Linked DNA regions of Homo sapiens: region 1 is linked to region 2. The links are chromatin loops, found by intact Hi-C in ENCODE. Cell type or tissue: Caco-2. All regions are shown on one strand. Region 1 overlaps LOC112268276 (a long non-coding RNA gene). Region 2 has its middle 17 kb from the start of MIR3658.

Region 1 (4,000 bases), 330 kb after region 2:
GGCATCAGTTACTGGATAATTACTGTGTTCCTTTGGTGGAGTCATGTTTCCTTGTATTTTGGTATGCATTTTGGTGCTATGGTATTTTCATGCATCTTGTGTTCCTGCACTGATGTCTGCATATCTGGTGGTGTGGTCTCCTCTTCCAGGCTTTACAGAGTGGCTTTTGTAGAGAAAGACTTTCACCTGTAGATGGGCCTGAGGGTTTCAGTTGGGCAGGATGCAGTGGCTCTGGTTTCATATGGATACAGTTGTGTAGTTTTTGTGCAGCTTCTTCGGTTATGATAAATGTTAGCAATGACTGGGGGTTTCAGTAGTCTAGGTTACAGGAATTTGTGGCAGTGATGGTGGCTGCATGGGTTATTTGGGTAAGGGATTTAGGAATCCTCCTGTTTTTGTCTTCCTCACAGTGGGGACTTATCTGAGAAGATCTCTCTTGGTATTGGTCTGACATGGCTCACAGGTAGTGACAGCAGCACTAGAATCCAGGGCACAGGTGCTCATGGGTGCTATGGAGCTGGGTTTCTGAACTCAGGGTCTTGTGAAACTACTACAGCACTTGAGACTTGAGGTACAGGTTCACTCTCCAAGGTATGAGTGAATGCAGTTCTCCCACTAAGCCAGAGTCGGTCATTCTGCAGCATATCTCAGCAGCTTGAGCCCAGGAGGCACGATATAGCTGTGATTCTGACCCTGGGAGGTGGGACAAAGTAATGGCATTGATCCAGGGAAAAAAGAGTGCTCTGGAGGCTCAAGCTCTGGGGAGCAGAGCACAACTGCAATTCAGGTCCCAGAACCAACAGGGCACAGTGACAGCTTAGACTCCAGGGGATGAAGTACCACACAATGTTGACTCTGGGTTCAGAGATAATGGGACATAGCAGTAGTCCAGGCTCTGTTAGGCCAAGTGAAACAGCACCAATGACCCAGGAATGGCAAGATGCTGCTGTGGCTTGGGCCTTGGCTGATGGGGAGCAGTGCAGTGATAACTCCATTCCCTGGAGAGGCGCAGTGCCATAGCAGCTTGAACTGTGAGGAGCTCATGAAATTCTAGGTAGGAGAGGTACTGTGGCTGTTCAGCCTGGAAGGCAGGGTGACACCTCAACAAAAGCTCTGATTCCCTGAAACATGAGGCACCACATCTATTTGGCCCGAAAAGTCACAGCTACATGGGTCAGTGGAGCCTCTAGATCCCTAGAGGCGGGGCATCATGTCAACTATGGTGCTGTGGAGTGCAACTGCTCCACTGTGCCAGAAGCTTGAAGTCCCTTGTGGGGCAGAGTGCTCCCTTACCTGTGGCATAGGGGTCCGTGTGACTGCTCTGGTGTGCAGGAAACCTGAAGACCTGGGGTGGGAGGAATGGAGTGCTGCCTCAGTTGTGGCACCAGGGACACAAGTGCTCTGGTGTGCAGAAAACCTGAGGTCCCTGGGGGATAAAGTTCTATATCTAAGGTCCCTGAGGGATGAAGTGCTATGTCTGCTTTTGTGAGTGCTTCAGTGTTCTGGAGTCCTGAAGTCCTCAGGGGTTGAAGTAGGCCTTGGCTGTGGTACCAGGGGAACAACTGCTCTAGTAGTTTGAGGCTCTGGGTCCCTAATAGTGGGGCACGGCTTCAGGTTGGCCCTAAGGGGAGTGTGCAGCAGTGGTTGGGATGGGGAGAATGGAGTATCTCCATGGCTAATTGGCTCTAGGAAGTAGAGCATAGCAGCAATTCTGCTTGGGTCTGGTGTGCTACTGCGTGGGTGTAATGCAGTGGTGGCTGAGCCTCAGGGGTGGAGGAATGCAATGGCTACTTGTCCCCAGTGTAGGACACACTCTAGCGGTGGCTCTGGTTGCAGGATGACACAGGGCAGTAGCAGCATGGGCTTCTTTGGGGGTAGCTCAACATGTGGACTCCAGAGAGTTCCCTCAGCTGGGTTCAGAGCCTGTGAGAACTGTAGGAGCCTCTAGTAATAGAAGTAGTAGAAGTAGGAGTCAACAGTGGTTTGAGGGTTACTGGGGTCCTCTTGCTTACCTTTTCCTTGCAGAAAGAAGTCCTTCCTGGTTCTGAGCTGATCCCAATTGAGGGGATAGAGTGGCTGGGGAAAGGTGTTTTCTCCCCTTCGCTATGTGGCCATCCTGAATTTCTGTGCTCTACAGGATTTCTTTTGGGTTTTTATTGTTCTCTGGTATACTCCATCAGTTATTTTGGTTAAAATGTTATGGTTTTTTTTTTTTAGTTGTGGAGGTAGAGCTCTAGTAGCTTCTAGTCAGCTATCTTACTGACATCCAATTTTGGGAACACTGATATTTTTTGATGTTAAATTTTAAGATAGAAATAAGTTATACCTATATATTTGTTCCATATTGTTTTATATTTTTCAATAACTTTTCTCCTTTAAAATTTTATATTTTTCTACATCAGTCTTGTGCTTTTGTTGTGACCTTTATTCTTAAGCATTTTCCAATTTTTTTACTATTGTAAATAAAACATTTTTACACATTAAATTTTCTAAGTGCTTATTGCCAGAATAGCTAACAGTTTATTACTTTTATGTTTATTTTTTTGTTTAGCTATAATTATATATCTATAACATAATTTCTGTTGATATGATTGTATTTGTTTTTTCTTTGTCTACTTTATTTGCCTAAATATAAAAGAAGTAAAGTCTCTCACCATCTTTAAATTTTTATTACATTCTCCTTGCATTTCTAATTTTTCTCTTTACATCCGTTTCTTGCAATCTATTGGGTTTGTGTATTTATCTTGTGTCCAGCCCTTTGCCAAAATCTCTTCTGTTAATTTTACTAGCTTTTCTTTGGTTTTCTAGATATATAATCATATCATTGGCAAAAAGACATAGTATTAACTCTTCTTTTCCAATGCCTATGACAATTATTATTATTTTATTGTTATTTTGCTTTGGCTAAAACTTCCAAGATGGTGTTGAATAATATTAACATTGAGAGTAAGCATTTCTGATTTTTTTTTTTAATTTTGTTTTAACATTTAGAATAATGTTTGCTGTTGACTTTGGTAAATAGTATTTATTTTGCCTAATGGGTCTATAATATACCTATTGTACTTAGATTTTTCTAAAAAAAGAAATACATGCTAAATGATTTCAAATGCCCTTTTAGCATTTACTGATGTAATTACATGATCTTTTTCTTTTTAATTTGTTAATAAAATTTATTGTGTTGATAGATTCTAATGTTGAATGCTCTTGTATTCATAGAACAAGCCTTGCTTGTTTGTTGAACAGAAAACCTTTCATCTTTTGGTATAGTATTTGCTTCTATTTGTTAATTTTTATTTTAAAATTTGCACCTATATTTGTAAGTGAGATTGGTTTACAGCTTCGTTTTTTGTAATACTATTTTAAAAGCAAGTTTTACTGTTAAGGTTGTATTGCCTTCTTGCTATACTTACCTAAGCCTTAGCATAGCTTTCAAAATACTGATAACTATTTAAAATTTAGATAAAGCTTAGCCATAAATCTATCTAATCCTGATGACTAAAAATGTTAGGTCATTATTTTTTTTCAATCCTTTTTTGTGGCAAATTGTCGATTAAAAATTTTCATTGATTTTTGGATAAATTTTGTTAATTTATATTTGCCTAGGGTATTATCTATTACCTTTGGGTTTTCATAAAAAAGAATGTAGTATTCTCTTATATATATTTTCCAAAGTTGCTATTATTATATCTTTTTCCTTATTCCTATCTATTTTTGCTTTCCAGCTTTTTTCCTTAATCTGGGCCACAAGAGGTTCCTATTTTATTTTTATCTTTAGAGAACCAGCTTTTCTATTTATTTATACATTATCCTAATTTTATAATTTTTTGCTTTCTACTTTATTAACTTCAGTATTTATACTTATTTGTTCCTCCTGCTTAATATATTTGTTGTTCACATTAAAATTCCTTAAGTGCTAATGGCTTTTAATTTTCATCTTTAGAACACAAGTAGGTCTATACATTTTTTTCCTCACAGTACAGCTTTTTCTGTGTCTGTAGGT
Region 2 (4,000 bases):
TCTCTCTGTTTTCTATCTTTTGATCTGTGGTTCCATGTACATAGGACCTTTTGCTCTTTCTTCTAAGTCTCTTACTCTCTTATTTTATTTTTAATCTGTTTTTTGTTTGTTTGTTTGTTTGAGACAGGGTCTCACTCTATAGCCCAGGCTGAAATGCAGTAGAGTGATCATGGCTTGCTGCAGCCTCAACCTCCTGGGCTCAAGTGATCCTCCCACCTCAGCCTCCTAAGTAGCTGGGACCACAGGCGTGAGCCGCCATGACCGGTTAATTTTTGTATTTTTTGTAGAGATGGGGTTTCACTATGTTGCCCAGGCTGGTCTCGAACTCCTGGACTCAAGCGATTTACCCATCTTGTCCTCCCAAAGTGATGGGATTATTGATATGTACCACTGTGCCCTGCCTTATTTTTAATCTTTTTATCTCTCAAGCTACATTGTAGCTAAGCTCCTTAGATCATTTCCAATTTAGTTACTCGCTCTTCACCCATGTTTAGTTTGCTGTTTAAAACTTACCAAGTTTTTAATTTCAGTGACCATATTTTTGGCTTTTAGAAAAACCATTTCATTATAGTCCAAATCTGCTTGTTGATTTTTGATTGTGTTTTATACTAATGTTTTAAATTGCTATTCTTGGCCCTTGTCTAATGTCATTTTCTTATATGCTCAGCTATGCATTAAGCAGGACTTCATTATTATTATCTTTTTTGTATTTTATGTGGAACTTGTAGGTATTTTGTAGCAGGAAGGTTTTCTGGTTATCTGAACCATGATAATGAAAAAAAAAAAAGTGTCTCATTGGTTTTTTCAAACTTTCTCCTCCAGAGAAATTCTGCTTTGTTCACAGCATCAAATGTTGCTTGGAGTTCTAAAACTTCCATTGTTCTTTGTATGTGAAGCATGCTGGGATGCCTGGGCGGTGGAGTGTTACTTCACATTAAATTGTGGGCTCCTTTACGGTCAGCAACTGTGTTTCCTGTATCTCATGTGTCCTGGCAGGGTACTTGCCACGTAGTCAGTGCCTGATAAACAGTTGGCTGATTTCCTTATTTGACTTTTGCTTTAGAGCCAGACGCCTCGCTAGCAGAGATGCACACGTTTTTTTGTTTTGTTTTTTTTTTTTTTTGAGATGCAGTCTCGCTCTGCCGCCAGGCTGGAGTGCAGTGGTGCAATCTCGGCTCGCTGCAAGCTCCGCCTCCCGGGTTCAAGCGATTCTCGTGCCTCAGCCTCCCGAGTAGCTGGGATTACAGGCGCGCACCACCACGCCCAGCTAATTTTTGTATTTTTAGTTGAGACGGGGTTTCACCATGTTCGCCAGGATGGTCTCGATCTCTTGACCTCGTGATCCACTCGCCTCGGCCTCCCAAAGTGCTGGGATTACAGGCGTGAGCCGCCGCGCCCGGCCCGAGATGCACATGTATTTTTAAAGAGTTCCATTGATAACTGAGTTTCTCCTGACCAGAAGGTGGACTGTGGCCTAGGCATGGCAGTGCCTCCTGATTGGCTTTGGAAGCTCAGCTCCATCTGTGGTCCGTTATTCTTAAAAGTGGCCACTAGAGGGTGAGAATGAGCCACAGCACAGCAAAGTCCTGTTTTAACCTTCAGAACAGCTGGAGGACGGTCAATTCAAACACACTAGAGAGCACCTATCATGTGCCAGGTACTGTGCCAAGCCCTCCCTGCCTTCCAGGACCTCATAAATGGCCAGTGGCCCCTCACATATAGACACAACTCTTGTACAAGGCAGAATGGAATGTGCACAAAGAGGTACAATCCCAACTCCTAGATCTAGGGGGTCTCAACAAGGAGGAACTGTGGGTGGCTTTCCTGTAGAACTCAGATTGGTCAGTCTGTGAGAAGGAAACTTACAGGACCTGCACCATCCACCCTCTCAGTCTCAGTCTCACCCACCTCTTCATACACCTGTTTCATGTGCATATGGCTTTACTGTTGCCTGCCAGAGACCACCCAGGCTTTGCAGTAGACTATTTGCATAACCCTGGACTAACCACTCTCTAATCTTTAATCTCTTTATTTAGGGATGATAATATCAAGTCCTTTCTACCTCATAGGATTGTGTCAGATTTAAGCAAAGTAATGAAGATCAAAGTACTTTTGAAAATTCATAAGTGCCATATATTTATGAAGCTTTAAAATAATTGTTAATATAAATTTCCCTAAAATGCCCTCAGAGTCTAGGAAGTTTGGGTGCACCATGGGCATTTACTGAATTAACTAGAATGTACACTCTTCCAGAAGAGGAGACCCACAGTAAGCCGAGGTATACCAGGCAGTTTCGGACAAATCTGAGAGCCAGGAAACAGCAGTGTCATTAAAGTGTTGGGCTGAACATTGTGCTCTGACACTCTCTGGGGAGGTGTCAGCCTGGCATCCAAGAAGGGTGGCCCTGTGGGAGGGTTATGCTCCAGACTGTGGAGAGGGGCACTTTCCTTTTCCGGGCAGGGACCCTGAGGAAGAGGAGATTAAGAATGGGTGTGGTATGATGCTGCTCTAACCCCTGAGATAAGCTTCCGAGAAGAAAAGCCACTGTCACTCACTTTTCAGGACCAATAAAGGAACTGAATGGTAGAGAGAGCTTTGCCATCTTCTCTCATGCTTGAGGAAAGGAGACTGACCCCTTCTCAAGGTGATGGGAGACTTAAAGTGCCTGTTCATGATTGGTGGCATGAGAGGGGAGGAGGAAAGACTGGAAATGTCAGTCACCATGCTTATCGCCTGCTGCGCCAAAGAACACCCCAGCGAGATCCTTAGGGCCATTTTCTTTCAGAGTCTATTTTAAAAATGTCTTTATTGATTTGATCAAACTGGTGTTTTTAAAACTTCAGTTAAGGTGAGCTTTCCATGCACACACATTGGTGTGTGTGTGTATGTGCATGTGTCAGGGGGCTGCTGGGGTGGGAATGGGGACCAAAGAGAGACTATTTTTAGAATAGCATTTCCTCTGAGGGGGTTTTAACCTGTTCTCTGCTGTTTTATGTTAGAGATTTATTTGATCATGCAGTCAACAACAGCACCAACAGCACCATCTGGTTTGCTAATAGATATTTTTTTTTTTCTGTTTCAGCCTTTATTTTAGAATTGGGGGTACCTGTGCAGGTTTGTTACAAAGGTATATTGTGTGATGCTGAGGTTTGGGGTATGACTGAATCCATCACCCAGGTAGAGACCATAGTACCCAATGTGTAGTTTTTCAGCCCCTGCGCCCCTCCCTCAGTCCCTCCTCTAATATTCCCCAGTGTCTGTTGTTGGCATTTTTATGTCCATGTATATGCAATGTTTAGCTCCCACTTATAAGTGAGAACATGTGGTATTTGGTTTTCTGTTTCTGTGTTACTTCACTTAGGATAATGGCCTCTAGCTGCATCTATGTTGATGCAAAGGACATGATTTTTTTTTTTTTTTTTTTGAGACGGAGTGTCGCTCTGTCCCCCAGGCTGGAGTGCAGTGGTGCAATCTCGGCTCACTGCAAGCTCCGCCTCCCAGGTTCACACCATTCTCCTGCCTCAGCCTCCCGAGTAGCTGGGACTACAGGCGCCCGCCACCACACCTGGCTAATTTTTTGTATTTTTAGTAGAGATGGGGTTTCACCGTGTTAGCCAGGATGGTCTCGATCTCCTGACCTCGTGATCCGCCTGCCTCGGCCTCCCAAAGTGCGGGATTACAGGCAGGAGCCACCGCGCCCAGCTGATTTTGTTCTTTTTTATGGCTGTGTAGTATTCCATGGCGAATATATACCACATTTTCTTTATCCAGTCCACTGTTGTTGGGCACCTGGGTTGATTCCATGTTTTTGCTATTGTGAATAGTGCTGCAGTGAACATATGGGTGCATGTATCCTTTTGGTAGAATGATTTATTTTCCTTTGGGCATATATCTGGTAATGGGATTGCTGGGACAAATAGTAGTTCAGCCTAACTTCTTTGAGAAATCTACAAACTGCTCTCTACAGTGGCTAGACTAATTTGCATTCTTGCCAACAGCA

What was found. Peaks named below come from ENCODE experiments on the same cell type or tissue, not always from the same donor. Only the 100,000 strongest peaks of a DNase experiment are listed, where the experiment ranks them.
Region 1: it touches region 2 in a loop (16-fold over the local background); 3 of 110 quality-filtered maps call a loop at or near these places.

Annotation. Positions count from the first base shown.
Region 1 is chr1:166,256,440-166,260,439 of GRCh38, forward strand. The region is part of intron 1 of LOC112268276 (a long non-coding RNA gene); the gene reads left to right. Among named protein-coding and RNA genes, the nearest start is that of FAM78B, 91 kb to the left of the region's middle. In Caco-2, no CTCF peak of the experiment used is centred here; a DNase peak (open chromatin) is centred at 1,816.
Region 2 is chr1:165,923,321-165,927,320 of GRCh38, forward strand. No RefSeq gene overlaps it. Among named protein-coding and RNA genes, the nearest start is that of MIR3658, 17 kb to the left of the region's middle. In Caco-2, a CTCF peak has its summit at 1,549 (motif pointing right); a DNase peak (open chromatin) is centred at 1,541.